Linked DNA regions of Homo sapiens: region 2 is linked to region 1. The links are chromatin contacts, found by Hi-C or POLR2A ChIA-PET in ENCODE. All regions are on one chromosome and are shown on one strand. Each heading gives the region's core, a stretch centred on a gene start or an enhancer-like site at or near the end of the contact. The rest is flanking DNA. Distances are from core to core; before and after follow the strand shown.

Region 1 (4,805 bases), core at 1,139-3,638:
ACATGCACACATATATTTATTGCAGCACTATTCACAATAGCAAAGACTTGGAACCAAGCCAAATGTCCAACAATGATAGACTGGATTAAGAAAATGTGGCACATATACACCATGGAATACTATGCAGCCATAAAAAAGGATGAGTTCATGTCCTTTGTAGGGACATGGATGAAGGTGGAAACCATCATTCTCAGCAAACTATCACTATTGCAAGGACAAAAAAACCAAACACCGCATGTTCTCACTCATAGGTGGGAATTGAACAATGAGAACACATGGACACAGGAAGGGGAACATCACACACTGGGGCCTGTTGTGGGGTGGCGGGAGAGGGGAGGGATAGCATTAGGAGATATACCTAACGTTAAATGACGAGTAAATGGGTGCAGCACACCAGCATGGCACATGTATACATATGTAACAAACCTGCACGTTGTGCACATGTACCCTAGAACTTAAATAAAATATATATAAGAAATATAAAAAAATAAAATATCCATGGCCCTATCATTCCTATGGCTTTTGCAATAAGGGGCCATGCAAATGAACTCAAGTGTGACAATTACTGCCAAGCTGGTGTAAACCATATAACTGGTCCTCCAAGGGATAGCGTAGAGAAGGAAGGGCACTCTACATTGAGCAAGATTGCCACAGATGGTTGTGTATGTTGGTGGGGGTCCCTTGTGGTATGGATGGCTGCATATGATGATATAGTGGTTGGAATGGATCAGGTTATCTACAGTAACAAACAGCCCCAGTCTCAGTGGTTCAACACAACGAAAAGTTCACTGTTTGCTCAAGCTAGATGTCCAGCATGAGTAGGCAGGGAGATCCAGGCCGAGCTATTCCATATCAATATACGCCTCTACAATCACCTAAGCAGGGAGAAGAAAGTATGATGAATCATGAAGGGGCTCTTCAAGCCTCTGCCTACCAGTGACACATGTCCCTTCTGTTTCCATTTCATTGGCCAAAGTAAGTCATATCCCCACATCTAATTACAAAGGAGACAGAGGTGTGCAATCTTATATCCAGAAGGAGAAAAGAATGAGACTCTTTGGAAAAACCCTAATGACTACCACAGTAGGGGGGTGTCCATTTGGGAGGACTCCAGTGCCATCTTTGTGTTCTAGTAGCAGCTCTCAACTGAGATCAGGAAAAACGGCTTCCACATTTGTGTGTCTGGTAACCATCCTCACAAGTCAGGTACCTTATTTCCAAAGGTAGGTCTTGTCAATCGTTTTCTAGAGGGAAAAGCAGTAAGTCCTAACTCTTCTAAATAGGTTCACTATAATTTTTGCATGTTTAAAATAAGGTTTTCCCTAAAACCCAGAAACCATTATTGAGAAACAGCATAAATAGTGTAAGATTGATTCTCAGAGGCTCCAGAAATAAAACATGCTTCTATGTAGTGGACACTAACGATTGTCTGAGAAGCCTACCCTTTCTGAGTACTGTCCTTCTCTTCCACATTTGAACCATATGTTAAAAGTGATGGGATCCTGGCAGATATTCTGTTCAACATGATCCTGCCTCTAAGACAGAGCAGATTGGATCAGAGCTGGGCAGGAGTCTGAGCAAGGCTGGGCAAGAGTCTCTTCCCTAGGAATTCAGAGTTTGAACCCATAGAAACAACCTCAGGAAACAAGTAGTTTGGACTAATTGGTCTGGGTTTTCTGCTGATTGGAGATGTGACTGAGATTGTTAGTGCTCACTAACTTCCCAATGCTCATCTCATTTCCCAGTTTTCCTTGCAGTTAGGTTGAGGCCATGTGACTAAGTTCTGGCCAATGGGAAATAGACAGAAGTGATTATGAGATCATTTTAGGCCTAACTGTTGAAAATATTTCTCATCTCTTTTCACTTTCTGTTTCCCTGCCACAGTGACCTCGGAGGCCACGTGTTCCAAATGGTATAGTGATAGGATGGAGAAGTGCTGCTCAGCCCATGGAAAATTGTGACACGAGTTAGGAAGAACATCTTCATGGTTTAGGATTTCTTTTTTTCCTTTGAGACAGAGTCTTACTCCGTCTTACCCAAGCTTGAGTGCAGTGGCATGATCTCAGCTAGCTGCAACCTCTTCTTCCTGGGTTCATGCAATTCTCATGACTCAGCCTCCCAAGTAGCTGAAATTACAGGTATGCTCCACCATGCCTGGCTAATTTTTAGATGGGGTGTCACCATGTTGGCCAGGCTGGTCTCAAACTCTTGATCTCAATTGATCCGCCAGCTTCGGCCTCCCAAAGCGCTGGGATTACAGGTGTGAGCCATCACACCCAGCCAGGATTTATTTCTTATTTCAACATAACCTAGACTATCATGACTAACAAAACAAACACAGGAGTGGCTGTGTTGCACTGAGAAGCAAAGAAAAGTTGATTTACAAAGAGGAATAAAGATGATGTACATGCACAAAGGGGAGCAGAGTTAAGAAAGAGTCCCTGGGTCCTTCTCATTCCTGGTTCCAACCTCATCTTGAGGGCAAACCACATTTCTCTCCTTGGCTTCTATGACTCTCTTGCATCCCTATAAGTCCCTTTCCTATTAAGCCTGTACACAGAGTTTCTGTCCTTTGCAGCCAAAAGAAGTTACAACTAATATTCCTCTTACCTCAGTGCTTCAGTTTATGTTTTACTCATTTTAACACGAAGACAACTACATTAATAGGCATGGGTTCTGGCTTAGATTTCTAATTCCTTCATGCTTTTATTCTGTTCAGGAATGCCAAGAACTACAGCAAAATCTTGTCCAGATGTGATTCCACAGTACAGTCAGCCCTGAAGACACAATTCCAGAATTACAAATTTTGTCTATTTACCCAAAATGTAAGGTGGATAATCTTTTCAGTTTATTGGTTACAAATGACCAGCTGACAAGTTACTCAGCTTCTGCAATTGTGGTGAAATTCTAGAGCTACCAAGAAAGGGTCACTTGTTCAAGAAGAACAAGCTAAGGAATTGATTGGCTCTTCAGAACTTGTGCCAACTTCCTTTCTGCAGGCGGGCTAAATATTGGATACCTTTGAGAGAAGGGAAGCCATCATCTTAGGAAAAAAACCTCTCTCTGCTGTGAACAAGCTGAATGCAATCACAGAAACTGCAGACAAAAGAGCTTTTGATGACAGATATTGCTGATGCCTGGTGCCTTCAAAGGCATTCCAGGAAAGGTGAAGGAATAATTATGATTAACAATAACTCATGTTTCTTCCAGGATGTTACTCATTGAACCAATGGGTCACTTGAGAAATATGTCAGTGAGTCAGCTCACATCCAATTTGGCAAAAAGATCCTGGGCTCCCAAACTCTTTGCATTGAACTGAGTAAACCCAAATGAATACATTCTGGGGGAGAAGTAAAGGAAGGAGAACTGTGGTGGTAAAAGACAGAGTTGGCTCCTTCAGTCTCCACCTCCACAGTCCCACCCCCATATTTAAGTGGAATGAAATTATCAAGGCCAATGAAGAAAGTCTTGAGCATACCTTTAGAAAAGTTAAAGGACTCAGATGAAGGAAAAATACAGAAACACCACCAGGAAACAAGGAGAGTCTAATAACTCACCACACATCTAAAACAACATGAACTTATAAATTTATATTGCAACTTATACAGTAAGAGCATATACCAAAAGCCAGTTAAAATAATAATGGTTACAAATAAAAAGGAGTTTGGACTGGCTGGTCTAAGGTCTTTTATTCAAAATTCCATGATAAAAGGACTATATAGACTGATGTGGCTCAAGGGCCAAATTGGCTGTTGATGAAATTTTTCCTATGATAATGGCATTGAAATTCATTATTTTACTTTTCACTGCCCTTAGAAGAGTTTATTAAAATATAGGTACAATTTAAAGAAGAATTAAAAGCCCAAAACTGGCCAGGCATGGTGGCTCACGGCTGCAATCCCAGCACTTTGGGAGGCCGAGGCGGGTGGACTGCTTGAGCTCAGGAGTTTGAGATCAGCCTGGACAACATGGCAAAACCCTGTCTCTACCAAAAACACACACAAAAAGTTAGCCAAGCATGGTGGTGCATGCCTGTGATCCCAGCTACTTGGAAGGCTGAGGAGGGAGGATCACTTAAGCCCAGAAGGTGGAGGCTGAAGTGAGCTGAGATCACACCACTGCACTCCAAGCTGGGTGACAGAGTGAGACCTCATCAAAAAAACAACAACAAAAAAAAAACAAAAACAAACAAACAAAGAACCCAAAAAACAAAAAACTGTAAAACCCCATACCCACGTACTCACTACCTAACCTAGTTTAAGAATAAAACATTAACGAGTCCCATGCACCTGCCCCCAAAACCTCTCCTCTGTTCACTTCCCACCCATGGTTATCCAGAGGCTAATATTAATTGGCACTTTTTAAAAATTGGCACTTTCACGTTAATCATTCCCTGCTTTATGGTTTCACCACCTATGTTTACATACCTAAACAATATATTCTTTAGTTTTGAAAATTTAGTAGCTGTGTAAAAAAATATCAAAGTTCTATTAGTTGAAACCTCAGGCATGAATGCAACAGAATTTCTCGGCATCAGCTTCTTTAAGCATTTACAGGAGCCCTTTCTGGGGAAGTTAGTGGCCAAGGTCATACACCAGTCCTAGGAAACACAGGGCTCCATGCAGTCTGAGCACCTGGCAATGTTCTCAGGTGAGCCTGGTATTGAAGTCAGGCAGAAATAAAGTCAGAGGGTAGGGGATGCTATTTTCTAACTCACCTCCAGCTCTCAGATGTAGGTTTAAGCACAATCTTTGGTGAGATGCAATGAATGTCCTCAACTGATGCAAGCAGCAGGGTATGGAATA
Region 2 (4,805 bases), core at 1,019-3,518, 73 kb after region 1:
ACCATATCCCTAATTAGCCTAGCACGATATCCAAATAAGCAGTAGGAATGCAATAAACGTTTGTGTAATTATTTTAAAATTCTAGTCATGAACTTATTTCCACCCATATCTTCTTCTTGCATTTATATAAATGTGTAATTTTCCTTTTGATTGTAAAAATAATACTTTTACCACACACCCATCAGAAGGGCTAAAAGGAAAGGATAAGAAATAACAAGTGTTGGTGAAGTATATGGAGTAATGGAAATATTCACACATTGCTGGAGGCAGCAGAAATTGGTTTGATCACTTTGGAAAACTGTAGGCAGCCTCTACTAAAGCTGGGTCTTTCGTATCCTATGACACGGCAATTCCACTCTCGATATACACTCAACAAAAATGCATGCATATGTTCACCAAGAGGCATCTTTTCCCCAAAGCAGCACTATACACAACAGCTCCAAACTAGAAAATACAGACACTCATCAACAGTAGAATGAGTAAGCTTATTGTGGTATGATCACAAAGAGCAAGGCAAAAGAATCTACACTCAATGACATGAAGGAATTTCATGAAAGTAATGTTGAAGACAAAGCCAGTTTTTTAAAAAAGTACTTACAGTATGATTGCTTTTATATAAATATGCAAAACAGAAGCAAGATGACAAAGGGAGTGTCATCATCTAGAAAGTGGTGCGATAAGATGCACAGCTAGTGCTGCCCTGTGACTCTAACTCCTTCAAAAGTCCGCCTGTGGCAAACGCGGCTACCCTCCCAAGCCAAGATAAAGTATAATTGGAGTGCCGAGGCTAAAAAATATACCAGTGGGACTGGTCGAATGAGGCACTTAAAAATTGTGTACAGCAGGTTAAGGCATGGATTTTTTAAAGGAATGCCACCTAAACCCAAGAGGACAGCTGCTGCAGCATCCAGTTCATCTTAAGAATTTCAGGCCAGGTACGGTGGCTCACACCTGTAATCCCAGCACTTTGGGAGGCCAAGGCGGGTGGATCACTTGAGGTCAGGAGTTCGAGACCAGCCTGGCCAACATGGCGAAACCCTGTCTCTACTAAAAATACAATAATTAGCCGAGTGTGGTGGCGGGCACCTGTAATCCCAGCCACTCGGTAGGCTGAGGCAGGAGAATCACTTGAACCCAGGAGGCGGAGGTTGCAGTGAGCCGAGATTGTGCCATTGCACTCCAGCCTGGGTGACAGAGCAAGATTCTGTCTAAAAAAAAAAAAAAAAAAAAAAATTTTAGATTAGTCACACAATAAATGTTCTGATTTAAAAAAAAAAAGGCAAAACTCTCCTTTGCTGTTAGAATTCAGGAAAGGTCAGTTATGAGTGAGGAGTGGGTTTAGTGACTGAAAGGAAATAGGAAGGGGGAGTTTCTGGGAATATTGTAAAGTTTCTTGAACAGGGTGCTGATTACACATACAGATTTCAGTCTATGTATATATATTACACTTATTTCTTAAGTAATATATATTACTTACAAAAGGTGTACAATTTTTCTGTATGTGTATTACACTTAGTTTTTTTTAAGTAATATATCTTGAGAGAAAGCTAGAAAATAAGACGTTTAAAAATTTTTGAATCACCTACAATCCCACTATCCAGTGAAAACGACTGTTAACATTTTGGACTTTTTTCCAGTTCTTTTTTTCAAGCCAGTGTGCACACGCTCTCTCCTCCCCTCCACTCATACACATAAATTTTGCTAAATTAGGTTCATTCTCATTTAGTTTTATTTCTGCTGTATTTTTACATAAAGTTAAACTATACCATTCAATATCCTTTGCAAGCATTTTATAAGCAGCTGAAACATACTCCATTGAATGTATGTGCTCCAGTACATTTAATCAGTTGCCCATTGCTGTTTTCTTATTAAAAAATAATCAGTCACATGATGTCTCTCTCTCTCACACACACCCCTACACCTCTAGACATTCTTTAAGCTCTGCATTCGTTCTCTATTTCTCTCCAGAAAGGTTGTACCGATTTACAGTTCCACTGGCAAATGTGAGGGCTCCTTGTATCGCAGTCCAACCCCAGCTCATTTCTTAGTATAGGTTTGTTTTTAGGATGGTCGAGCTCAAAGCAGAACTAAGGGATCTGCCGTTTTGTACACGGCCGAGGCGCGCGGCTCCCTGGGCCTGGAACGCGCTCTGAGCGCGCCGGTCCCTTCCAGGTTGCGCGGGCTCCGGACGAGACCCAGCCCAGCCGGGCAGCCCCGCGCGCTCCCGGGTCCCGCCGGCCTCGCGCCGCCCGGTTGCCGTGGGAACCACGGAGCCTCGGAGCGCCCGCAGACTAGCCCGTGTCTGAGGGGGTGAGGGATACTGAGGCCCAGGCATGGAGCTGCCGGATCCGGTGCGCCAGCGGCTGGGAAACTTCAGCCGGGCCGTGTTCAGTGATTCCAATCGGACCGGTCCAGAGTCCAATGAGGGTCCGGGTGAGTGACCGAGGCCCGGTGCAGGGGGTGTGGCCTGCCGAGGGCTTGGCGTGGATTTTGGAGCGTCCAGAATTTGCCCGTACCTAAAATGGCGATGTCGCCTTCAGCCAGTTCTCCGCAGTGCGGGAGAGCGCCTTGGAGGAGGGGCCGGGCCGGACAGGGAGCTGAGGCGCTGGCGGCCTCCCGCCCCCGGCCGGGCCTGGTCTCCGCGTGGTGCTCCCTGGCCAGCTTGTTGCAAGCGCGGCAGCTGACGTGGGGCCGATCTCTGTGCCGCGCAAGGCCCATCATTGTCCCGGAGAAACCCCAAAAATAAAAAGATAAAAGCCGCCCTTGCTGCACAGGCTGGTCCCCCGCGCGCCGCGAGAGCGAAGGCCCAAGTTGTTTTGCCTCTGCGGCGCCCGCCCCGGCTTTTCTGTCCAGGATGACGAGGAATAGCCCAAGCAATCCCACCTCCCCCGTCCCCACCCCCACCCCAGGGAACAAATTTGCCTTTTCCCTTTTCCTAGCAGAACAAGTATGTTCCTAAGCAAGGCCATTTTCTCGTAGAAGACATTAAAAAAAAAAGTTAATGAGTCCTTTCAAACCACCATCCACTCCCACTGGCATGTGCCATACTAGCCGGGCGTTCAACAAAACTCACCCCTTCCCTGCCTTCTCCTCCTCCCCTATATGTAACTCTTATCATAAGGTAACAAAATACCATGATGCTTCTGCGTCCTTTAACTTGATGTCAAGTGATAACACAGTTTCCTCCAGAACAGTTTCCTCCTCCTACATCATGATGGTAGACAACACACTGTCAACCAAACCCATGTGGTTTTCATCATTCAACTCTGCTGGGAAATATCAATCTTTTCCTCTGCTTGGTTTTAGAGAATTTTTAAAAGGGACAGAGAAAAGTAAAGGCAGTTCCCAAAGCTGCATTTTGTCACCTTGATCACTTGCCTATTTCCCAAATGTAGGCCTTTATGATTTAGGATGTACAGAGAAAAATGTGAAAAAAATAGGTTTTCACGTTTCTGGTTCCAAGGATGAGGCTTAATGAGCACTAACGTCTGATAATACAAGGTAAAAAGACGTTTTCTGAAAAGGACCAGATAGTAAATATTTTAGACTTTGTAGGCCATATGGTCTCCACGGCAGCCATTGACAATAGTTATTGAATAGGCAGGGCTGTGTTCCAATAAAACTTTATGGACACTGAAATTTGTATTTCATATGGATTTCACGTGTGGAAAAAATATTACTTTTTTAACCATTTAAACGTGAAAAAACATTTTTAGCTCATTGACTGTACAAAAACAGGCAGCTGGCCAGTTGTTTACCTATCCCTGATTTATATTGTATGTTTTAATTTAAATTCCATTTACAGAACTCAACTTGAACTTTTGCAAAATTTAGTAAGTTTATGTCTTACGCTTTTAAGGTTCATTTACATATTAATTTGATTTTCATTTCCATGATTATAAGTTTGATCTGCTGAAATATGGACATAGCATAACCTTTAAGATGTTAACACACAATACTTCTAACATGAAAACCATTCTTTGCAAAATTTGACTACAGTTTCTTCTCAAAGGTACTGAAATGTTCAGCTTGCCCAATTTATTATTCTTTCCCAAATTTTCTTCTTTGTGGATTGGAAGTAGGTTTGATTATTTGTACTGTAATAACAAGTTTATGTCATTACCATGTCCGCAGCTTTGTACTGTTGCTATCGAAAAGATCCTAGGCTGGTGAGTTGTCTTCAGATTTAACAGATTTTAAGAATTCATTCCTTTATCAGTGGTAATTTAATAAACAGTTGCAAGCAAAAGTAGATCATAATAATCAGGCATATTCTTGGAGCTAAAAGAAACTATTTTGCTGTGAGAGACCATGACTATTTCTTATATTTTAAAATAATTAAGTGACAGATAAAAACACTCAGCTATGGAGAAAAGGAGAAAATAATGTTTTTAAGACATTTATTTTAGAGCCTTTAAAATCTTACGTGTACAGCAACTGATTTCAATATATGTGTCTGCTCTTAAGAATTTAGTCAAATTTAGGATGTATTTTGTAGGGCTCAATTTTAAAAATCAAATTCTTAATCTAGGACCCTGCTCTCTTACATAAAAGCAGAAAGTGTTATGGAATCAACCTTAGGTAAATGGAACTCATGTATCACAAATGGCTATGCTAGTAATGTCCTTATGACAGTATACTTTCATTAATTCATTCTTATGTGTATTTGATATTCACTGCGTGGAAAGCAAGATGCTAGATTCTATGAGGGTCTCAAATTAGGGTAGGACATGGTGTGTGCTTGCAATGAGCCTGTAGATAAGTAGAAGAGAAGAAGGAAAGAGGACTAATATTTGTTGAGTGCC

What was found. A loop is a pair of places that touch in the nucleus more often than their neighbours do. ChIA-PET counts read pairs that join two places held with the same protein, here RNA polymerase II (POLR2A). Pooled maps may share reads with other maps.
Region 2: a loop to region 1 is called in a map of PC-3, with 9 times the contacts of the local background. The contact joins the promoter of TMEM17 here to the enhancer-like site in region 1. A Hi-C loop is called at or near these places in 7 of 168 maps with a recorded cell type or tissue (Caco-2, Calu3, MCF 10A and 4 more) and 3 of 50 pooled maps. POLR2A ChIA-PET finds 5 or more read pairs at or near these places in 13 of 52 experiments (A549, AG04450, BJ and 10 more).

Annotation. Positions count from the first base shown.
Region 1 is chr2:62,576,559-62,581,363 of GRCh38, reverse strand. No RefSeq gene overlaps it. Among named protein-coding and RNA genes, the nearest start is that of TMEM17, 73 kb to the right of the region's middle. RefSeq lists an enhancer at 2,387-3,586. Within about 2 kb of position 2,388, at least 9 of the 41 ENCODE cell types and tissues checked have a DNase peak (open chromatin) inside an H3K27ac peak, as active enhancers do; they include HCT116, PC-3, PC-9 and 2 more, where a contact is called at or near this core.
Region 2 is chr2:62,503,658-62,508,462 of GRCh38, reverse strand. TMEM17 (transmembrane protein 17) reads left to right here and starts at 2,268. Exons shown (of 4, transcript NM_198276.3): 1 at 2,268-2,433. The coding sequence starts at 2,334. It also overlaps the pseudogene RPL37P13. RefSeq lists silencers at 2,088-2,357, 2,568-2,737, 3,075-3,369.